Linked DNA regions of Homo sapiens: region 1 is linked to region 2. A link is an interaction called in ENCODE POLR2A ChIA-PET data of the cell type or tissue named here. Cell type or tissue: PC-9. All regions are shown on one strand. Each heading gives the region's core, and the rest is flanking DNA. Links, peaks and the distances in the headings are about the cores only. Region 1 holds the start of KXD1 (KxDL motif containing 1). Region 2 overlaps CRLF1 (cytokine receptor like factor 1).

What was found. ChIA-PET counts read pairs that join two places held together with the same protein. Peaks named below come from ENCODE experiments on the same cell type or tissue, not always from the same donor. Only the 100,000 strongest peaks of a DNase experiment are listed, where the experiment ranks them.
Region 1: POLR2A ChIA-PET joins it to region 2 with 5 read pairs; 13 of 35 experiments call an interaction of 5 or more read pairs at or near these places.

What each region holds. Positions count from the first base shown.
Region 1 is chr19:18,551,426-18,558,329 of GRCh38, reverse strand. KXD1 (KxDL motif containing 1) reads right to left here and starts at 460. Exons shown (of 5, transcript NM_024069.4): 1 at 416-460. RefSeq lists a silencer at 202-361 and enhancers at 1-641, 642-1,433. In PC-9, for the core only: no CTCF peak of the experiment used is centred there; no DNase peak of the experiment used is centred there.
Region 2 is chr19:18,600,728-18,603,227 of GRCh38, reverse strand. All of the region lies in intron 1 of CRLF1 (cytokine receptor like factor 1), which reads left to right. Among named protein-coding and RNA genes, the nearest start is that of CRLF1, 4.8 kb to the left of the region's middle. In PC-9, for the core only: no CTCF peak of the experiment used is centred there; a DNase peak (open chromatin) is centred at 1,187.

The DNA of each region.
Region 1 (6,904 bases), core at 3,907-6,406, 49 kb after region 2:
GGTTCTATATCCAGGTTATTTAACAGAATTTAACTCAGCCATCCAAGCTCTGAAAAACCCCAAGTGGGGAGGGGCTCAAATATCCCCTCACGCCCCGTCCCCTACAATACAGGGAAACTGAGGCACAAACCGGGCAACGCCCAGCTCCAGGTTACACGACACACCCAGAACACAGGAGGCCCCAATTCCTATGCCCCTGATCCGGATCCAGATCCAGCCCGTAGCGCCGCCTGCGTATCCATTGAGCAGACGGGGAAACTGAGGCCTGTGCGCAGCAGGAATGACCAGATGTGGCCAGTGGCGCACCCCACCCCACCGCAGCCCGGGGGCCGCGCCCGACCCGGACCGGTTCCCCGCGGCCCTGGAGTCCCCAGCCCCACCCCAAACTCGGCCCCGGCGTCGGTAGCGGCGGCACCTGCACATCTGGCGGCCTTGCTCGCGCTTCCGGGATGGCGCCCGCGCCGGCGAAACGTCACCACGCACCGATCCTGCGAGCGCGCGTGGCGGGGACGTACCCTGGAGCCGCTTGCGTGCGTTAAGTCACGACAGGAAAGGGCGGGGCTTAGACGGAGCTTCAGCTCGTGGGTGCATCACAATGAATAGCCAATCAAACAATTCATCTCGCGCCTGCGTATTTCCAGAAGCCCAGGCTTGAAAGCGGCCCGGAAGAAGGAAGGCTGAGAGAAGTGTCCCATTTTGTAGATAGTGTGACTGAGGTCCCAGAGTGGTAACCCTCCCCAAGGTCGTAAATGCTACAGTGGTCAGAGGCCAAACCACACTCAGGTGTCCTGCTTTCCAAGCAGGGAATTAGACTCATCTGTGTTCAGACATCCCTGCTCCACTTTTGCTGATTTTTTTGGTCCAAGTTTCCTTTTTTTTTTTTTTTTTTTTTTTTTGAGACAGAGTTTCGCTCTTGTTGCCCAGGCTGGAGTACAATGGCGTGATCTCGGCTCACCGCAACCTCCGCTTCCCAGGTTCAAGCGATTCATCTGCCTCAGCCTTCCGGAGTAGCTGGAATTACAGGCATGTGCCACCATGCCCGGCAAGTTTTGTGTTTTTAGTAGAGACAGGGTTTCTCCATGTTGGTCAGGCGGGTCCCGATCTCCCGACCTCAGGTGATCTGCCCGCCTCGGCCTCCCAAAGTGCTGGGATTACAGGCATGAGCCACCGCGCCCAGCCCTGGTTTCCATTTACACTTCCACGTTGTTTTGGAGTAATGCGCTGGGGAATTTTTTCAAAAGGGTTTACAGGCTGGGCGCGGTGGCTCACATCCTGTCATTGTAATCCGAGCACTTTGGGAGGCCGAGGCGGGCGGATCACGAGATCAGGAGTTCGAGACCAGCCTGACCAACATGGTGAAACCTTGTCTCTACTAAAAATAAAAAAAATTAGTCGGGAGTGGTGGCGGGAGCCTGTAATCCCAGCTACTCAGGAGGCTGAGGCAGGAGAATCGCTTGAACCCAGGAGGCAGAGGCTGCAGTAAGCCAAGATCGCACCACTGCACTCCAGCTTGGGCGATAGAGCAAGACCACGTCTCAAAAAAAAAAAAGAAGGTCAAGCTAAAAAATGAAGAAAATGTATTTTAAGTTCATGTTAGTTTGTGTATACGAGTACCAAGTTTTTGTAATAAAATGCCTCACAGCTACAATTGGAAAAAAAAAAAAAAACGGGCCTGTGGCCCGAGCCTGTGGTCCCAGTTTCTCAAGAGGCTGAGGTAGGAGTATCGTTTGAGGCCAGGAGGCAGAAGTTGCAGTGAACGAAGACCCCACTCCAGCCTGGGCAACAGAGTGAGACCCAGTCTCAAAAAACAAACAGGCCCGGCGCAGTGGCTCACGCCTGTAACCCCAGCACTTTGGGATGCCAGGCGTGTGGATCACCTGAGGTCGGGAGTTTGAGACCAGACTGGCCAACATGGTGAAACCCCGTCTCTACTAAAAATCCAAAAAAAAAAAAAAAAAATTAGCCTGGCGTGGTGGCAGGTGCTATAATCATAGCTACTCAGGAGGATGAGGCATGAGAATCTCTTGAACCTGGGAGGCGGAGATTGCAGTGAGCCGAGATTGTGCCACTGCACTCCAGCCTGGGTGACAGAATGAGACTTTGTCTCAAAAAGCAACAACAACAACAACAACAAAAATCGCTATAAACTGATGTGGATTAATAAATCCACATCATTATAATTATAATTATTTCCTTTCCTGCCCCTTTAAATTAGCTCCTGGCTGGGTGCAGTGGCTCACGCCTGTAATCCCAGCACTTTGGGAGGCCGAGGCGGGCGGATCATGAGGTCAGGAGATTGAGACCATCCTGGCTAACATGGTGAAACCCTATCTCTACTAAAAATACAAAAAATTAGCCAGGCGTGGTGGCAGGTGCCTGTGGTCCTAGCTACTCGGGAGGCTGAGGCAGGAGAATGGTGCAAACCCGGGAGGCGAAGCTTGCAGTGAGCAGAGATCGAGCCACTGCACTCCAGCCTGGGCGACAGAGCAAGACTCCGTCTCAATAAATAAATAAATAAATAATAAATAAGCTCCTGTGTCCTTTTAATATGTCGCCACCATTCTCTGAGCATTATTTATCTTGGGCTCCACAACATGATCCAATGCTGTGTAAAATCCCTGGAATCAGCCATTTCTCCAAGGAACCTGGTTCCTTTGCTTCAAGAGTAGGATTTAGAAACCAAGATCAGTCGGGGCTCAGTGATTCACGCCTGTAATCCCAGCACTGTGGGAAGCTGAGGTGGGCAGATCAGGAAGTCAGGAGTTCGAGACCACCTGGGCCAACATGATGAAACCCCCCCATCTCTATTAAAAACACAAAAAAATTAGCCAGGCATGGTGGTGGGCACCTGTAATCCCAGTTACTCGAGACACTGGAGAATCACTTGGAACTGGGAGGCAGAGGTTGCAGTGAGCTGAGATCACCCACTGCACTCCAGCCTGGGCAACAAGAGCGAAACTCTGTCTCAAAACAAAAAAGAAAGAGGCCGGGTGTAGTGGCTCACTCCTGTAATCCCAGCACTTTGGGAGGCTGAGGTGGGCAGATCACCTGAGGTCGGGAGTTCGAGACCAGCCTGACCAACATGGAGTAACCCTGTCTTTACTAAAAATACAAAATTAGCCAGGCATGGTGGCACATCCCTGTAATCCTAGCTACTTGGGAGGCTGAGGCAGGAGAATCGTTTGAACCTGGGAGACAGAGGTTGCAGTGATCCGAGATCACACCACTGCACTCCAGCCTGGGCAACAAGAGCGAAACTCCATCTCAAAAAAAAAAAAAAAAAAGAAAGAAGGAAAGAAAGGAAGGGAGGGAGGGAGGGAAAGAAGGGAAAGAAAGAAAGAAATTAGCCGGGTGCTGTGGCTCATGCCTGTAATCCCGGCATTCTGGGAGGCCGAGGCGGGCAGATTACCTGAGGTAAGGAGTTTGAGACCAGCCTGGCCAGCATGGTGAAACCCCGTCCCTACTAAAACACACACACACACACACACACACACCACACACACACAATTAGCTGGGCATTGTGGTGCACACCTGTAGTCCTAGCTACTCGGGAGCCTGAGGCAGGAGAATTGCTTGAACCCAGGAGACAGAGGTTGCAGTGAGCCAAGAACACGCCACTGCACTCCAGCCTGGGCAACAGAGCAAGACTCCATCTCAAAAAAAAAAAAAAAAAAAAAAGGCCGGGCACGGTGGCTCATGCCTGTAATCCTAACACTTTGGGAAGCCAAGGCAGGCAGATTGCCTGAGCTCAGGAGTTCGTGACCAGCCTGGGCAACACAGTGAAACCCTGTCTCTACTAAAACACAAAAAGTTAGCCGGGTGTGGCAGCGTGTGCCTGTAATCCCAGTTACTAGGGAGGCTGAGGCAGGAGAATGGCTTGAACCAGGGAGGCAGAGGTTGCAATGAGCTGAGATTGCGCCACTGCACTCCGGCCTGCGGGACAGAGTGAGACTCTGTCTTCAAAAAAAAAAAATTAAACTAAGATCTGGGTGCTGTGTGTGCTCATTGCTGCTGGGGTGTCACTGCTTCTAGAGGTACCCGTCAGCAGGCACAGCTAAACAATAAGCCAGGCGTGGTGGCACAAACCTGTAATCTCAGCTACTCAGAAGGATGAGGTGGGAGGATCACTTAAACCCAGGAGTTTGAGGCTGCAGTGAGCTGTGATCAAGCCACTGCACTCCAGCCTGGGTGACAGAGACCCATTCTCCAAATAAATACAAATCATGAAGCTGGGTGCAGTGGTTCATGCCTGTAATCCTAGCACTTTGGGAGGCCGAGGCGGGCAGATCAGTTGAACTCAGGAGTTTGAGACCAGCCTGGGCAACATGGCAAAAGTCTGTCTCTACAAAAAATACAAACATGGCCAGGTGCACTCCTGTAATCCTAGCATTTTGGGAGGCTGAGGGGGGCAGATCACCTGGGGTCAGGAGTTTGAGACCAGCCTGGCCAACATGACGAAACCCTGTCTCTACTAAAAACACAAAAATTAGCTGGGCGAGGTGGCGCATGCCTGTTATCCCAACTACTTGGAAGGCTGAGGCAAGAGAATCGCTTGAACCCAGGTGGCTGAGGTTGCGGTGAGCCGAGATCGTGCCGTTGCACTCCAGCTGGGTGATAGAGTGAGACTCTGTCTCAAAAAACAAAACAAGTGGCCAGGCGCGGTGGCTCAGTGGCCAGGTGCAGTGGCTCAAGCCTGTAATCCCAGGACTTTGGGAGGCCGAGGCAGGTGGATCATGAGGTCAGGGGTTTGAGACCAGCCTGGCCAACATGGTGAAACCTCGTCTCTACTAAAAATACAAAAATTAGCCAGGCATGGTGGTACGTGCCTGCAATCCCAGCTACACACAAGGCTGGGCAGGAGAATCACTTGAACCCAGGAGGCGGAGTTTGCAGTGAGCTGAGATCGCGCCATTGCACTCCAGCCTGGGTGACAAAGTGAGACTCTGTCTCAAAACAACAACAAAAACAAAAACAAAAACATTAGCTGGGCGTGGTGGCGCATGCCTGTAGTCCCAGCTACTCAGGAGGCCGAGGTGAGATCACCCGAGTCCCAAAGGTGGAGGCTGCAGTGAGCCGTGATTGCACCTCTGCACTCCAGTCAGGCAACAGAGCAAGACCCTGTCTCAAAAAATAAAAAATAAATACAAACCATGAATTCATACGGAGATGAGGATGCCTTTTCTTTTTTTGAGACAGAGTCTCGCTGTTGTTGCCTGGGCTGGAGTGCAATGGCGCCATCTCGGCTCACTGCAACCCTGCCTCCCAGGTTCAAGCAATTCTCCTGCCTCAGCCTCCTGAGTAGCTGGGATTATAGGCGCCCACCACCATGCCCGGCTAATTTTTTGTATTTTTAGTAGAGACGGGGTTTCACTATGTTGCCCAGGCTAGTCTCAAAGTCCTGACATCATGATCTGCCTGCCTCGGCCTCCCAAAGTGCTAGGATTACAGGAGTGAGCCACCGCGCCCGGCCAAGGATGCTTTTTTTTTTTTTTTTTTTGAGGTGGAGTTTCACTCTTGTTGCCCATGCTGGAGTGCAATGGCAGGATCACGGCTCATTGGAACCTCTGCCTCCCAGGTTCAAGCGATTCTCCTCCCTCAGCCTCTCGAGTAGCTGGGATTACAGGCATGCGCCACCACATCCGGCTAATTTTGTATTTTTAGTAGAGATGGGGTTTCTCCATTTGGTCAGGCTGGTCTCAAACTCCCGACCTCAGGTGATCCGCCTACCTCGACCTCCCAAAGTGCTGGGATTACAAGCATGAGCCACCGCGCCCTACCTAGGATGCCTTTTTTTTTTTCTTTTTTTTTTTTTGAGACAGAGTTTCGCTCTTGTTGCCCAGGCTGGAGTATGATGGCGTTATCTTAGCTCACCGTAATCTCTGCCCCCTGAGTTCAAGGGATTCTCCTGCCTCAGCCTCCCGAGTAGCTGGGATTATAGGCATGTGCCACCACACCCTACTAATTTTGTATTTTTAGTAGAGATGGGGTTTCTCCTTGTTGGCTAGGCTGGTCTCGAACTCCCAACCTCAGGTGATCTGCCGGCCTCAGCCTCCCAAAGTGCGGGATTACAGGCGTGAGCCACCACTCCCGGCCACTAGGATGCCTTTTTTAAAGTGAGATAATCCAAGTTAAATGTATGAACAAAACAAGGTGAATAGTAATTGCTCCATACATGTTTGCTTTTCAGAAGTGTGTCATTAGGTTTAAAAAAATAAAATTAATGTTTACAAGTAATTACTGTTAGCTATTGAGATTCTATACGGTGTGTATGTTATAAATTATATTTGTAACTTCTCTGAGTCTCTGTTAATTGCGAGTCTGTGTAATCACAACATCTATCTCTGAAGGTTGTTGAGAGCTTGGAAGATAAACACACAAGTTCTTGGGCACATGAAGACTGTTTCAGAGCCCTGGAATTACACATATCTGAGTTTTAAATCCTAGCTGAATGGCCCTGGGCAAGCGGCTTAACTCTATGAAATCACGTAGGCAAAATCCTTACAACAAGACTTGGTACACAGTAAGCCCTCAGTAAACTGTTGATAATATCGCTCCCAGGTTCTGCTGCCGTCATTCATGGGAAAGTCAGTGACTGGGAGGCAGAGGCTGGAGGATCCATTCAGCCCAAGAGTTTGAGGCCAGCCTGGGAAACATTGAGACCTTGTTTCTAAAAAAAATTTTAAAAATTAACTGGGCGTGGTGGTGCACATCTGTAGTCCCAGGTGCTTGGGAGGCTGAAGTGGAAGAATTACTTGATCCCAGAAGTTCCAGGCTGCAGTAAGCTAGGATTTCACCACTGTACTCCAGGCTCGGTAACAGAGGGAGACCCTGTCTCAGAAAAAAAAAAAAAAGAAGTCAATGAGGACTGGAATCCTTTTTTTTTTTTTGAGACAGAGTCTCGCTC
Region 2 (2,500 bases), core at 1-2,500:
CTTTTTCCTGCTGCTTCCTTGGATTTGATGCCCACAAGGGCAGGACTTTTGTGTGTCTTGGGCATCACCCCAGTGCCCACAGATCCGGACACACTATAGGTACCCTGTGAATGAATAGATGAACGCGTGAACGAACAAAGGCGTGGATGAGTCTTTACAACCACTCTGTGTGGAACGAGAAGCCCCTTTCCAGAGGCTCAAAGAAGTAAAACACTGAGGCCGGGTGCAGTGGCTCACGCCTGTCATCCCAGCACTTTGGGAGGCCAAGGCGGGTGGATCACTGGAGGTCAAGAGTTCGAGACCAGCCTGGCCAACATGGCGAAACTCCGTCTCTCCTAAAAATACAAAAATTAGCTGGGTGTGGAGGTTATGGTGAGCCGAGATTGTGCCACTGCACTCCAGCCTGGGTGACAGAGTGAGACTCTGTCTCAAAAAAAAAAAAAAGTAGAACACTGAGTCAGGCTGGGGGCATTCGAGTCCAGGTCAACTTGGTTTAAAGATCTCATGGGAAAATATTGTCTCCAACAATATTTTCACTCCTCTCAAACAACCTCATGAGGTTTGTTTTGTTGGTTTTTATAAATTTAAATCTAAATTTTTTATTTCTTTTTTGAGACAGGGTCTCACTGTCACCCAGGCTGGAGTGCAGTGGTGCAGTCATGGCTCACTGCAGCCTCAACTTCCCGGGCTCCAGCGATCCTCCTGCCTCAGCCTCCCAAGTAGCTAAGACCACAGGCATGGGGCCACCACCCCCTCCCCACCTGGCTAATTTTTGTATTTTTGGTAGAGACAGGGTTTCACCATGTTGCCCAGGCTGTCTCAAACTCTTGACCTCACGTGATCCTCCCACCTCAGCCTCTCAAAGTGCTGGGATTACAGGCATGAGCCACCGCACCCAGCCAACCCCATGACATTGACGCCATGATGTCCACTTTCCAGATGGGGAAACTGAGACTCAGAGAGGCATTGGGAGGTTGGCCTGTGCACCCCCTCCTCCTCTGGGCCTTGGTTTCCCTATGGACAAGGTTCTGGTCTCCAGAAGGGGAACTCCTGGGCTGCCCTGATGGCCAGCAGGAGAGAGAGGCATCAACCACCCATGGGCGTCCCCAAGTTTCCTGTGCCTAGTACCTGACTCACACACAACCTGGTTCAGGAAGTCCTTTCCCCTCTGACTTTCACAATACCCCAGGAGACAAAGAGCTTTCTCGTTCTCACTTTGCAGATGAGGAAAACTGAGTGGAGGGAAACAGCGATGATGTCAAGTCCCTTTGGATGGGAGTTGGGGACGTGCAGTTTGCCAGGGCTGCCTTTAGTTCCAGAGGTAGGCAGTGTGGAACAGAACTTTGGAGACCAGAAAATCTGGGCCTAACTAGTATGGCCTTCCCTCATTCCAGCAAGGAAACTCCATCTTTCAGAGCCGGAGTTTTTTCATCTTTAACATATAAGCAGGATTGGCCGAGAAAATGTAGGTAGTCTTAGCCCAGTATTCAGAACACAACAAGTGCTCAATAAATGGTGCTGTTAGGCCAGGCGCAATGACTCACGCCTGTCATCCCAGCACTTCGGGAGGCTGAGGCGAGTGGATCACTTGATGTCAGGAGTTCGAGACCAGCCTGGCCAACATGGCGATTCTTGGACTCTACTAAAAATACAGGCTGGGCGCGGTGGTTCACCCCTGTAATCCCAGCACTTTGGGAGGCTGAGGCAGGCGGATCACAAGGTCAGGAGTTCGAAACCAGCCTGACCAGCACGGTGAAACCACATCTCTACTAAAAATACAAAAATTAGCCGGGCACGGTGATGTGTGCCTGTAATCCCAGCTACTCGGGAGGCTGACGCAGGAGAATCACTTGAACCTGGGAGGCGGAGATTGCGGTGAGCCGAGATCGTGCCATTGCACTCCAGCCTGGGCAACAAGAGCAAAACTCCGTCTCAAAAAAAAAAAAAACATGGTGCTCTTAATGATTCAAGTAAGGGTCAGGGCTTTCATTTTAAGCAGTGCCCTTCCCCCACAGAAACACCTACTATGTGTGAGGCTCTGGGAGCATCACAGGAAGAACCCACAATCTTTTGTTTCTAGTTGCCAAAAAAGAAAAACAAAATGAGAATGAAAAATAAAGAAGGCTAGGCACCGAAGCTCATGCCTGTGATCCCAGGACTTTGGGAGGCCAAGGTGGGAGGATCGCTTGAGGCCAGGAGTTCAAGACCGGCCTGAGCAAACTAGCGAGACCTCATCTCTAAAAAAATATTTAAAAATCAGCCAGGTGTGGTGGTGCACACCTGTAGTCCCAGCTACTTGGGAGCTGAGATGAGGGAGGATCACTTGAACCCAGGAGATCGAGGCTGCAGTGAGCTATGATCGTGCCACTGCACTCCAGCCTGGCCAACAGAGTGAGACCCTGTCGCTAAAAAAATAAAAAGCAAAGCATGCCTGGGTGTATTGGCTCACTCCTGTAATCCCAGCACTTTGAGAGGCCGAGGGAGGTGGATCACGAGGTCA